Regions from separate parts of the Homo sapiens genome. Here region 2 is linked to region 1. The links are chromatin loops, found by intact Hi-C in ENCODE. Cell type or tissue: psoas muscle. All regions are shown on one strand. Each heading gives the region's core, and the rest is flanking DNA. Links, peaks and the distances in the headings are about the cores only.

Region 1 (2,916 bases), core at 417-2,916:
TAAGCATTCACCATTAATATTTTTAAGGTAAACAGTTCAAAACTTCAAATGAAGCTCTTCTATCTCTATTTCTTGCTGTCAGACCTACAGACAATGGTTATTTCACGTCTCTCGTTTTGTATCTTTCTCTGAACAAGTTTGAATTCTACCTCCACTTAGTTTCATCTTCTCATAGGTTTATCTGAAATACTGTTATGTTCAATTTTCTCAGCAGCAGGAGTGCCCATATGATGGGACCTTTTCAGTGTAGAGTCTGCGGTTCAGGGATTGTAACTGTTAGTGAAAAAGTCTACTAGGAGTTAGTCTATCTTGAAGCCAGTCTTGATTCCACAAATTGACTGATGGGTCTTAGTCAAGGATATGATAAAAAGCTCAACACCACTGATCATTAGAGAAATGCAAACCCAAACCACAATGAGACACCATCTCACACCAGTCCGAATGGCTATTATTAAAAAGTCAAAAAATAAAAGATGCTAGGCTGGACACGGTAACTCACGCCTGTAATCCCAGCTCTTTGGGAGGCTGAGGCAGGTGGATCACCTGAGGTCAGGAGTTCGAGACCAGCCTGACTAATATGGAGAAACTCCAACTCTACTAAAAATACAAAATTAGCCAGGCATGGTGGTGCATGCCTGTAATCCCAACTACTTGGGAGGCTGAGGCAGGAGAATCACTTGAACCCGGGAGGCAGAGGTTGTGATGAGCCAAGATCGTGCCATTGCACTCCAGCCCAGGCAACAAAAGCAAAACTCCGTCTCAAAAAACAAACAAAAAACAGATGCTGGCGAGGTTGCAGAGAAAAAGGAATGCTTACACACTGTTGGTGAAAGTGGAAATTAGTTCAACCGTTGTGGAAAACGGTGTGGTTCTTCCTCAAAGACCGAAAAACAAATACCTTCTGACCCAGCAGCCCCATTACTGGGTAGATACCCAAAGGAATATAACTTGTTCTGTTATAAAGACACACATGTATATGTTCATTGCAGCACTATTCACAATAGCAAAGACATGGAATCAACCTAAAAGTCCATCAATAGTAGACTGGATAAAGAAGATGTGGTAGATATACACCATGGAATGCCACGTAGCCATAAAAAGAATGAGATCATGTCTTTTGTAGGAACATGGATGGTGCTGGAGGTCATTATCCTCTGCAAACTAATGCAAGAACAGAAAACCAAATACCACATGTTCTCACTTATAAGTGGGAGCTAAGTGATGGGAACACATGGACACATAGAGGAGAACACCAAACACTGGGGCCTCTCAGAGGGTGGAGAGTGGGTGGAAGGAGAGGGTCAGGAAAACTAACCAATGGGTACTAGGCTTAATACCTGGGTGACAAAATAATCTGTACGACAAACCCCCATGTCACTTTACCTATATAACAAACCTGCACATGTACCCCAGAACTTAAAAAGTTAAAAAAAAAAAAAAAGAAACGTTTTGTGGCCAAAGACAAACTACTACTACTTCTTCTTCTTTTTTTTTTTTTTTGAGACGGAGTCTTGCTCTGTCACCCAGGCTGGAGTGCAGTGGTGTGATCTCAGCACACTGCAACCTCTACCTTCTGGGTTCAAGCAATTCCTCTGCCTCAGCCTCCCTGAGTAGCTGGGATTACAAGGCATCCGCCACCAGGCCCAGCTAAATTTTGTATTTTTAGTAGAGACGAGGTTTCACCATGTTGGCCAGGCTGGTCTCAAACTCCTGACCTCAAGTGATCCACCCGTCTCGGCCTCCCAAAGTCCTAGGATTACAGGCATGAGCCACCGTGCCCAGCCCAAAGACAGACTTCTAATAACAACAGTAGTGATGACGTTGAAACTTAGTAAGTGCTTACACCATGTGCCAGGCACTAATCCAAGTGCTAAACATGTTAGCTCATTTAATTCTCACAATAATTCGATGAAGTTGAGTAACATGCCCAGGCCACTGTAAGCACAGAGGCTGATGCCAGAGCCTGCATTCCTAACTGTGATGGCCTGCTGCCTGACGGTGCAGGACTGTCCCTGGGAGTCCTGGCTGACATGCAGAAAAAATCAGGAAGGAGAAAATAAGGGGCGACAACCTCAATCCTTGCTCCCTAAAATATGAAGTTAAGGAAGGTCAAATAGGATGACGCCGAAGCTGCACTGGCAGGAGAGGCTGTCAAGGGCTCCAAAAAGGAACCTCTAGAAAGACAAAGGAATCTGGGCTAGTGATTTCAGCTTAAGAGCAGGGTCCAAGGATTCGTAAGGGAGGCATGGGTTTTGCTTGCAGCTCAGGTCCTGACCACATACACAAGTGAACTAAAAAAACTGCTGTAACCCTGGAACCCAAGCGTGGAGCACCTCGTGGTGACAGCCAGGACAGGGCCAGCAAAGGCATCACGGAATCCTGGGAAGACTCTGTCAGTGAGACCCCGTAACAGTAGAGGCTAGGCAGACTCCAGTCCTCTGGGCCTGGCCACTGGGAGCAGGAATGGCTTCTGTCTCTTGAACTGAGCCTCAACATTTTGGACAATTAGCAGTTTACTCACCTGAGGTGAGTCATATACTTTCAGCAAATGGGAGCAGGCAGAACCTTGGGGGATTAAAAGGAAAATCAGGATGAGACACACATGTACCTCAAGCCAGAGGATGGGGTCACACTGCTACCTTCAGAATCAGAGTCAATGCTCGAGCATACATTGCAAAGCTAGAAACAGGGACAGGATATGCAGCTTCACCCAGCGGTTCCCAAATGCATATCAAAAACACAGAGGCTTCGACCTCCCGCCCTCCTGAACGCAAGTTGCTGCAGGCACGGAGGAACCTGTTACTGTTTCGTGATTCAGATGTGCAGCTAGTCGTGGGCTCTATTGCTCCTGTACTGCTTTCTAATTTCACAGCCGATAAAACCTTTTCTAAGGTCCCACAAGTTAGGGCACAGCTG
Region 2 (2,916 bases), core at 143-2,642, 110 kb before region 1:
CCAATTTTGATGTTTAATAGAATGATCGTGATCCTCGTTTGCGGGAGAGATCACTGGCTCGAAATTCTATATTAGACCAGTATGGAAAAATCCTTCCTAGAGTCCATCGAAAATTAGCCATTGAACGAGCTAAGCCTTATCATCTGTCAACATCATCAGTTTTTCGATTAGGTAAGAATTTCATTGAAGAATATCATAATCTATTGGATCAAAAAAGATACTGAATGATTACTTTTCTGAAACCACCTTAAATTTAGCTACTTTCGCTAACACATACAGGCATGCCTTGGAGATATTGCTGGTTTGGTTCCAGATCACTGCAATGAAGTGACTATCACGAGAAAGCTAGTCCTCTGAAGTTTTGGTTTCCCATTGCATAATGTTTACACTATACTTCTAAGTGTGCAGTAGCATTATTCTTAAAACCAGTGTACATACCTTAATTTTGAAATGCAATATTGCTAAAAAATGCTAAGGATCATCTGAGCCTTCTGTGAGTCGTAATCCTTTTGCTAATAAAGGATCTTGTCTCAATGTTGATGGCTGCTGACTGATCAGCATGGTGACTACTGAAGGTTGAGGTGGCTGTGACAGTTTCTTACGATGACACAGTGAAGTTGGCCATGTCAATTTACTCTTCCTTCCACTAGAGTTTCTCTGTAGCATGTGATACCATTTGATAGCATTTTAGCCATAGAACTTCTTTCAAAATGAGTCACTCCTCTCAAACCCTGCCTCTGCCCTGTCATCTTAAGTTTATGTAATTTTCTAAATGCCTAGTGAGTAACAAACTACTCTACAAGAAGGCAGGTTTTGGTCAATCGGACTTTTTATTATTTGGCTTCTAAGTAAGGAGGACAACACCGGGGAGGATTCTCCAAAGCAGTGTCCAGCTGAGGGAAGGTGACAGGAGGGTTTTATGGAGAGGGGAGAGGTTGTGTCATTGTATGTAAGGGAGTGTCCAGCTGAGGGAAGGTGACAGGAGGGTTTTATGGAGAGGGGAGAGGTTGTGTCATTGTATGTAAGGGAGTGGTCCCAGTTGTGTAGACTTAGTTACTATGTCAGTATATAGGTCGCATGTCATGGTAAGGAAGTCGTAGCACCTCCTGGGGTGGAGACTTCAGTATGGTGGTAAAGAAAGTTCATTCTGGTTTATCTATAATATAAGTTGTTGGCCTGTCAGGAGATGGTTTTAACAAAGTAGGTGACTAATATTTTACATGGGGTTTAGGAAGAAACTGGCTAAATAGCAGGAGGCTGTAAAACAGGCTGATTGTTGATTAAATTTCTATAATCCTGGGAGACTCTGTCTGTTTACAAATTTTCCCCCTAGAAGTATGTCACTCCTCATTCTTGAGGGCTGAGAGCCGGAGGTCAGGTTTTTTTGTAACTTTTTAATGTTGTTCAGGGATATGTGTCTGGAGATGTTAAAGGAGTGAAAATTTTTAGATGCTAAATTTAAATATATTTCAGGATCTCTCAGGATAGGTTGTAATGGCTGGTATTGTAGTAAGACCAGCTGTAGTTGAATTTTTTTTAATTTGGAAGATACAAGTTTTATTGAGAGGTTCAAGACGTAGGGATAAGTTAATGTTAAACAGGGTGAAGGGAAGGAATCCAAGGCAGCCTGGCAGTGGGTTTTATATTTTTTTGGGTGGCCGTTTCATGACCACCATGTCAAGTTGGTTAGAAAAATGAGCCACCACCCTTTTTAGTGGTCCTAGCATTTGGGTAAGTGCTCCCCCAGCTAGCTGTTCCCTTCCTTTTATGGGACAGATAAGTCAAAAGGTTTAGCAAGTTAAGCAAGGCTACAGTGGGAGCAGCAGTCACTTTTTGTTTGCTTGGCATGTAGAGGAATACATGCCTCAGAGGGACACGTATTTGTCTGAAGATAGAGACATTTAATAGTTAATGTTATTTGGCTTTAGGTGTCATCTTTATGCAAGGGAGACAGAGGCCCACCTCAAAGATGGTCTCAGTCTCTTTAGTCAGCTGAAATTTTATCGTAATTTGTTGGCATGTCTACTTGTATATACTAGAAACTGGAGTTTGGCACCCTTTGTCATGAGTTTTATTTAGTGGGTTGTCTCTAATATTAAAAAAGATTATAAAATACTAAATATTTTTAATAATAAAATATTAATGGTGATTGTGTCAGGACAGGAGTGAGTTGTATTGAGGTGGCAGGTGGCAGTGTCAGAAGCAGCAAGCGGGTACCTCCCTGTTGGGTCAGATCTTATGTCAGCGTAGTAAGTCTGTGTTGGACGAATATCCTAGTGCCTGTATGTATGTTTCACCTATCGTTGAATAGTTTAGTAGGACTTATACAGTAAGTAGTATTTACTATACATGTGTTAGTCAAGGTGACACAGGGAACGTTTTTGTGGAGGGGATAACTGCAGGAAAGGGGAGCTTGCTCCAGTTTTGTGGGGTGAAAGTGAAGTTTGGGGTCACCACAAATTGCATGGCTTGGACAGGCTAGGCTTGTGGGTGTCTCTAGTATATTCAGTATAGGACAGATTCTTTCCCTTTGCTGTGATGCAAGAGAAATCGACTTAGTGTATTGTCTCTAGTATATTTAGTATTGGGACAGATTCTTTCCCTTTGCTATGATGCAGGAGAAATTGACTAGTGTATTGTCTCTAGTATATTTATTATTGGGACGGATTCTTTCCCTTCACTGTGATGCAGGAGAAATTGACTAGTGTATTGTCTCTAGTACATTTAGTATTGGGACGGATTCTTTCCCTTCGCTATGATGCAGGAGAAATTGACTAGTGTATTGTCTCTAGTATATTTAGTATTGGGACGGATTCTTTCCCTTTGCTGTGATGCAGGAGAAATTGACTAGTGAATTGTCTTTCCAGAGACCATCAGCCACAGTAATAAAAGGGACTAAACAGCACAGGGAGAAAG

The links. A loop is a pair of places that touch in the nucleus more often than their neighbours do. Peaks named below come from ENCODE experiments on the same cell type or tissue, not always from the same donor. Only the 100,000 strongest peaks of a DNase experiment are listed, where the experiment ranks them.
Region 2: it touches region 1 in a loop (2.1-fold over the local background); 1 of 110 quality-filtered maps calls a loop at or near these places.

The regions. Positions count from the first base shown.
Region 1 is chr1:246,768,449-246,771,364 of GRCh38, reverse strand. No RefSeq gene overlaps it. Among named protein-coding and RNA genes, the nearest start is that of LINC01341, 20 kb to the left of the region's middle. RefSeq lists a silencer at 2,604-2,898 and an enhancer at 2,386-2,916. In psoas muscle, for the core only: no CTCF peak of the experiment used is centred there; a DNase peak (open chromatin) is centred at 1,784; H3K27ac peaks cover 2,397 bases.
Region 2 is chr1:246,873,292-246,876,207 of GRCh38, reverse strand. It overlaps AHCTF1 (AT-hook containing transcription factor 1), which reads left to right. Exons shown (of 36, transcript NM_001323342.2): 24 at 21-171. Among named protein-coding and RNA genes, the nearest start is that of AHCTF1, 57 kb to the left of the region's middle. In psoas muscle, for the core only: no CTCF peak of the experiment used is centred there; no DNase peak of the experiment used is centred there.